Regions from separate parts of the Homo sapiens genome. Here region 1 is linked to region 2. The links are chromatin contacts, found by Hi-C in ENCODE. All regions are on one chromosome and are shown on one strand. Each heading gives the region's core, a stretch centred on a gene start or an enhancer-like site at or near the end of the contact. The rest is flanking DNA. Distances are from core to core; before and after follow the strand shown.

Region 1 (3,620 bases), core at 54-2,553, 850 kb after region 2:
TAGTAATGGGAGGGAATGATAAAAATCAGGCTAGTGATAAAATACTGGACAGTAATTATGTATAAACCAGGAGGCTGTGATTGGTAATTTGTGCTTAATTTTTGTAAAGTCTTTGCAATGTTATGAAAGAATATCTGAGGTCCAATTTTACTTGGCAATACATGGATATATAGAAGCTTTGCTTGATAGAGCAGCCCCTCAGATATAGTGAAGAAATCCTACAGATCAAAAAATATATATACCACAAACTGTAATGCTTACCAAAACAGGAAAAAAAGACAGATTATGGCAGGGGATTTTAAAGTCAGGAGAAAACTAATAACTTCCCTTTTTAAAGTTCACCTAATTGAAAGATGAAACAACAAAACGAAAACGCTTTTCTTGAGTTCACCCAACTCCTCAAAAGTGAAGTAGTAACCACCATCCCAGATCAGAGAACTGACATCATAAACCTTCAAGCCAACTCAGGTTTCATCTACCCTGCCCTACAGAATTAGACATGTGTGTGTGGATGGTGATGGTTCCTTACATAGTTTTTATCTCCCAACATTCACCAAAACTGTGTGAATCTCTCTGAAGAGGCACTAGAAACCTCTTGTGAACTAGTATTTCTCAAATTGGGATGTGAGAGATTGCAGTTTCCTCGGGAAGTAGACATCCAAACTGAGATGCTCTGGCTTTACCAACTATCAAAGTTGATACAAATGATTTTTTTTATACAGACCCCTCGAACGACCAAATAAATCATCTGCTCTCTCAACCAGAAACAAATAATCTAAGTGAACAAAAATACCTGGTTGAAATAAGTTTAGTGCAGGGTTATATTCTGCACCTTAAAATTGTGTTTCTGAGAGATATTCCTCATTGATTCATAAATTCGTCAACTTTGTACTGTTCAGGGTATCTGGATTAAGCATAAGCTTTGGAGTCAGACAGCCTGAATTTCAAAATCAGCCTCATAACTTACGTAACTATTTCTTAGCCCCACTTAGCCTCGGTTTCATCATCTATAAAGTAGCAATAATAACACCTGTCACACACAGCTATTTTAGAAATAAGTAAGATTTCAGAAATCGATTTCAGAAAGAGCTGGCACCAAGGAAGCAATCAATCAGTGTCAGCTATGAGTATTGATAACACTAATGGAGGCTGCATCTGTGTGACTAATCTGTACCAGGGGTTTAAATATCACTAACATTGGACTTTGGAATGCATAGACACATAAAATGTTGGAGTTTGCGGAGGCTTAAAGTTCACCCGTTCCAATTCTCATTTTCTGTGAGGATTTGAAACCCAGACAGACTCAGGAACTCGTACAAAGTCACACAGCCAGTATAAGGAACTGAAATCTGACCCTCAGCCACTGAGCACCAATAACACTATTTCTTCTGTGTCACAGCTCATGTGTCTTCTTTTTTAATCTTACCAGCAAATAATTTGTGAGGTTAATAAAAATTAAAATTGAAATACTTTTCATTGAGCACACCCCAGTGAAACGGAAGGAACAAGGGAACATGGGGTCTGGCCAAAGAGAAACCAAGTTTGAGGAAGAACGTGTTTGGCCTTCCTAAATATAGTTCACCATAATGCCAAGCAAAGGAAAACAAAGAGGCAAAAGATTATAGGCTCATTCTGATATCTCGTAGGCCTATTTATTAAGTACATGATCAATTTCATGGACAAATAATCTTATGTTTTTAGCAATTGTATTTTCTGGCCAAAAATTCTGGAAACTTGTGCTGACAATGAGATGAAATATTTTAAATGCCTATTATCTTTAAAAATTCAGGTTACAAAATTTAATCTACCAACCATTTCTATCACTGTATCTTGTTTTGACCCCACCCCCATTCCCCATTGGAGAGATATTTCTGAAAAGTGATTTATGGGAGCTGGCCTTATTTCCATTGCTTTAACTACCTTGGAGCCCTATCTTCTTTGTATTCTCTAAAATGACTGCCCTTTCTGCACAGTCACTAAATACCTATTGAGTAGCCCATGGTGTCCTTCTGATGACCATCTGATGGGAAAACTTGGACATTTGTGCTCATTATGAACCATCTGCCCTTGAGTCCAAATTTAGAATATACTAATTTTTAAATTGTATTTTTCAACCCCTATAGCTGGTGTAGGTTGAATTCAGCAAAGAATTTTTCTATTCTGTCTTTGGGGACCCTCCAGCATCTTCTCATTCACATCTGAAAGGACGTCTCCCAGTCCACAGTGCCTGTGATTGCCACATTCTGGTGAGAGCTATATGGCAGATTCAAAAATCATTGCGCAGCCTGTCAGCTGATTGGGGTGAATGATCAATGTAACCGGAACTAAAGTTGTATGACATCATCTTTGCCACAGCTTCACGTGACAAAGCTCACTTCAAAAGTGCTTCTTTCTCAGACAAAGCCCTTTAGTCAGAAAAGCCACAAGTAACAGTTAAAATCACCTGGTCCAACCATATGGAAAGACTCACCAAGGTTCATAAAAATGAAACCACCCAAAGTATATGAGGTCTTCTGAGTCCTAATCCAGGGCTTTGACATGGCATCACCAATGCATCACATCCCACATGGCTCTCACTTCTTCCCTGGCACCTCTGCAAAGTTCCAGGGGATTTCCTGCCTCTCACTCTTCTCTCCTCATTCTCTGGACTCACCCTGATCTCATTTATGTATGCTTTTATCATAATTTTCTCTAAAGTAGCCCCAAGTCATAATTACATTAAAACCTGAAGTCTGATAAAATAGTGAATATAAAACCACAGCACTGCTGTCAAAAGTAGAAGAGTGATAGTGAGCTTATCTCCAGGGAAATGGAGAAGTGGTCAAACCACACTGCTATTTTTACCTGCCTGGTATTATTTGAGCCTAACTGAATGTGTGGTCACATGGACAGTGATTCAGAGATGTTAGGAAATTCAGGTCACCATTTATTTAAAGCAACTAGGTTCAAAAGATCCTTATTCTTTCTTCTGCCATGAAGTTACATATCCTGGGAGTGTAAATGAACCAGTCTGGGCTTCATTTTACTCATCTGTAAAACGAAGGATTTGGACTACTTGATATATTATATCTCATTTAATCTAGGACTAAATTCTATTCCAATTGAAGGGTGATGTAGAGGGAAATTGGAAGGCTGATGAAAGAGTCTGAGGATTAGGTAGTGTAGTGTGGAGGAACAATGGAGACAGAAAGTCTTCCTTCAAATTTAGTCTTCAGCTGCATTACAAGCCAAGAGGCTTTGGTCCTGACACCCTCAGACCTGCTCTCTTATCTCTTCTGTCCCTCTACTTATTAGAATGTGTAAGCTGAAGTCATGCTTTTGAATATAACCATATTGATAAGGAGGTTAGAACTGTCAATCCTTCACACATATATGAATCCATTTGAGCAAATGCTTAAGGTATTTCTTCTTAACATTTGGTGACTCTTTTGATTATGAATTTAGTTATGAAAACTAGATAATTCTGGATATCACAGAATGAACAGGTCTTTATAGTAGGTCACATAGGCTTTGGCCCACAAGAGTGCTATCTGTGTAGTGAGACAACTCTCTAACACGGAGAAGCAGCAGAAACAGAGTTTGGGATATGCCTCACATGACCTGGCCATAGAAAAACATGC
Region 2 (3,815 bases), core at 64-2,563:
AAGCTTGGACTTCTAGCTTAAAGTCTGCCTCATTCTACTTGTGTGGCTATGGAAATCATGTACCCTCACATGTTTCTGTTACTTCATCTATCAGAGGGAAATAATATTACCTACCCACTCATAGATTACAAATTGCTTGAGGGCAGAGACGATTTTATCTTGAAGAATTTTTCCTTAGCACCTTTTACAGTGCTGAGCACTGGTAAGTATGAAAACAATTGGTTAAGCATTTAATACATAAATAAAACTGAGGTACTAGGTATATAAATTACTTTAAAATATAAGTATTAAATAATGATAATATTATCAAAAGTCATGTATATATATTACAGAGATAGTTATCAAATAAGTTTGATTCCTTGGATGAAATTTGAGAAGTTAGCAGTATGATTTAGCAGAAATATCACTGTACAGTCATACCTCAGTATCCATGGGAGATTGGTTCCAGAACCCCATGGGTACCAAAATCCAAGGATGCTCAAATCCCTTATATAAAATGGTGTAGTATTTGCATATAACCTGTGCACATCCTCCTGTATACTTTAAATCATCTCTAAATCACTTATAATACCTAGTATAAACGCTATGTAAATGTTTGATATGCTGTATTGTTTTTAAATTTGTATTTTTTATTGTTGTGGTTTTTAAAACTTTTTTTCAAATATTTTCAATCAGCTGTTGGTTGAAGCTGAGTTTCCTGGATGAACATATTCTACAATGCATTATAATTTATCTTTGTCATTTTATGGGAGAGTAAATGATTTTTCCATAATTCTGGAGCTCCTAATACCCATGTCTCCTGCTTCCTTCTCCAAGCTCTCCCTTCCCTTACTTGGCCAAGACCCTAATGAGAATAACTGGATGTCTTCTTCTTTTGGAGCTTGAGTTAGGTGCTCACTAGAATTTCTTAGTATTATGGTTAACAGAAAATTTAAAGAGAAAAAAATCTCTTTCTTTGTTGGTTTTTACTTATTCATATCTCTAGTAAATTAAACCAAGATTTAACTCAATACATGGATGGATGGATGCTTGTTTTCATCTTGCTAGTACACTATTTCTCCATAAACAAATGAACAACAAAACAACTCCATGATACATTTAAAGTAAGAAATAGAACATTTGATTCTGATTAAATGACTTTCCAACAGATTTGTTAGTTTCTCAGGTTTGGACCCACCCTGATCTTTTCACAAGGGCCTTGGTTTTCTGAGAAATACATGTTGTGTACTGATGTATATTTTAGTGAGGTGGTAGGAGGCTTACTTATTATTTTCTGTTTTCTCATTTATTTGTGCAGCTGGGAAGGCAATAAATGGAAAGGTGAGTCAGAATGACAGGGCCTTAATCACTGTTAAATCTTACTTGGTGACATTAAGCAAGAAGCTCTCTAGGCTGGTTTTATTACCTATTCTGAACCTCAATTTGGGGTCCCCAAGCCTCTTTGACTTCTTTAGGACATAAGGAGAATCTGAACACTTTATTACATTTTAAATAAAGCTTAATTGAGGTCAGTTATGCCTCCCTCTATTAGGACACATGGTCTGAAATAAAATGTTCTTTACTTTTTATGACAATAATAGCAGCTTAATGTAGGCCCACAAGTTGTCTCATGCTGAGGAACTATTCTGATTGAAAGTCATTATATGCATTAAATTATTTAGTTAATAAATATAGTTTGTTAATAATTACAAAACAATCTTTTAAAGTGAAAGGCTTTAGGAGAAAAAAGGAAGTACTATATTTCTGGTGGGATAAAAGATGAGAACCCTTGCACTAGATCATTTCTAGAGTGTTTCCAGCTCTAGGATTCTAAGCTAGGGATTGGCGAACTTTTTCTGTAAGGGTCAGATAGTAAGCATTTTAGATTCTGTGGGTCAAATTGGCTCTGTCACAACTGTTCAGTTTTGCTGTTGTAGTGTGAAGGCAGCCACAGAGAATATGTACATGCATGGGTTTGTTTGTGTTCTAATAAAACTTTATTTACAAGAACAAGTAGTAGGCCAAAATTGGACAGCAGATTACAGTTTATTGACCCCTGTTTTTGGTGATCCCTGAAATTCTGGGATTGTTTACTCATCAAGCAAAGGAATGTAGAGACAGAAGGAAAGATAAACAGGAAGAAGTCCGTTTTGTGTCTGTTAAAAGCTTATGTGTCCACTTCCTATTCCAGGTACAGAGATAATAAAATGACTCACTATCAATCATATTTTAAGGTTTTTATAAAATATTTTAAATAATTGAGGTTCTCATGTTATTCTATTTGTCATAAAGTCAAGCCTAGATTCATACTGGCCGTTGTTGAGGATACCGGTTGGGTACAGAATGAGTCATGGCAGCTTTATTCCAAAGAGCATGTTGCAGGGCTCCAAGCTCAGCTGTCCTTTTGAGATTCCTAACTGAGGCAAGTAGAAGACTCAGTACTATGGAGAGAATGTCCCAGAAGACTGTTTTTGCTTTCTATGGCAGAAGCTCCTAGTTGTGACTAAATATGTAGGTTCTCTTTCTTCATGTTTATCCGAACTTCTCATTTGCCACTGCAATCCCGGCCACCTGGATTACATATTTATTTTCTGGTCTTTTGCAGCTAGTTATGGTTCTGTGTCTAAACTTTGGCCAGTGGGATTTGAAGAGAAGTGTTATGTATAAGTTTAGAGAAGTGTTCTGGAAGGGGGGTGGGGTGCTTTTCTTTTCTCCTTCTTCCTATTGGTTGAAATGTGACATGATGGCTGGAGTTCCAGCAGCTACACTGGACCACGAGGAGAAAGCCACATGTTGAGGATGACAGAGTTGCAAGGTGACAGGAGCCAGCATCCCTGGTGATTAGTGAAGCTCAAGCCTTCTTTTAAGTGAAAGAAAAAACAGTGTCTAGTTTTAAAAAATCATTATTTTAGATTTTCTTGCTTTAGAACAGAATTCTAACAGAAACATCCACTTTCCCTCAAAAAAAAAAAAAAAGTCAGTTGAGGCTTCACTTTAGAAATTAACATTCATCTGGACCTGGAGAAGCCCCTACATCTGTTCTGATTTGCATAGCACTAGAAGTTTTGGTTCAGTTCTAAGTCATTAGAATAGGTCAGGGACTTTTCAGCAGTCAGCCTTGTGACTGGGGATAGAGGCAGGACGAAGAAGAGACTGGTCTACTTCAGCATGTGTCTCAGTGGCATTAACTTATTTCATGACATCTAGAGGGTTAGGCTGGATTGGGATAAAATATGTGAAGTAAGGCCTTTGCATTCTCCTTGTGCAGACATTTATCCAGCCACAGGGTTTTAAAAGAAGGTCAAGCCATCCCTTCTATGGATTCTGTGAGATTTCTTCCTCAGTTTGCTTGATATCTTAGTTTTTCCCAGTTTTAATAAATATCTTCTTCGGTATGCAAATGTTGGTATTTTTTCCCTGAAGAAGCTCTCAATTTCCTGATGCTTTAGTCCAATAATTACACATAGTGGGCAGGCCATTAAAAACATATGGGTCAACATCCTGCTGTCTATTTCTGTTGGTATCACAAATGGACTGCTCTTCTTTATTAATTCAACAAATATTTATTGAGTACTACATGTTAGTGCCTGATGTTGTAGCAATAAAATGGTAGACAACACAAAATAAATTTCATTGATTCATGCCTTTTATACTTTTTTTGTGAGAAAAATGCTTTTTTTCCTCATTTTTTAATTTGAACTCTTGACTCATGATGTTTTCTATCTTTCTTGTTTTTCTATAGTCCATGGTTTTGGTGTGCTATGCAAACAAAGAGGATTTTTCACTTCTAATGGGATCCCCATTAAAAATATACCCCAAGTGTACGGGCTTCTTTC

What was found. A loop is a pair of places that touch in the nucleus more often than their neighbours do. Pooled maps may share reads with other maps.
Region 1: a map with no recorded cell type shows a loop between it and region 2 (4-fold over the local background). The contact joins two enhancer-like sites. A Hi-C loop is called at or near these places in 3 of 37 single-sample maps with no recorded cell type and 1 of 50 pooled maps.

The regions. Positions count from the first base shown.
Region 1 is chr5:40,484,253-40,487,872 of GRCh38, forward strand. No RefSeq gene overlaps it. Among named protein-coding and RNA genes, the nearest start is that of PTGER4, 190 kb to the right of the region's middle. RefSeq lists an enhancer at 2,494-2,553. Within about 2 kb of position 1,304, at least 5 of the 41 ENCODE cell types and tissues checked have a DNase peak (open chromatin) inside an H3K27ac peak, as active enhancers do.
Region 2 is chr5:39,637,683-39,641,497 of GRCh38, forward strand. No RefSeq gene overlaps it. Among named protein-coding and RNA genes, the nearest start is that of LINC02104, 120 kb to the left of the region's middle. Within about 2 kb of position 1,314, at least 2 of the 41 ENCODE cell types and tissues checked have a DNase peak (open chromatin) inside an H3K27ac peak, as active enhancers do.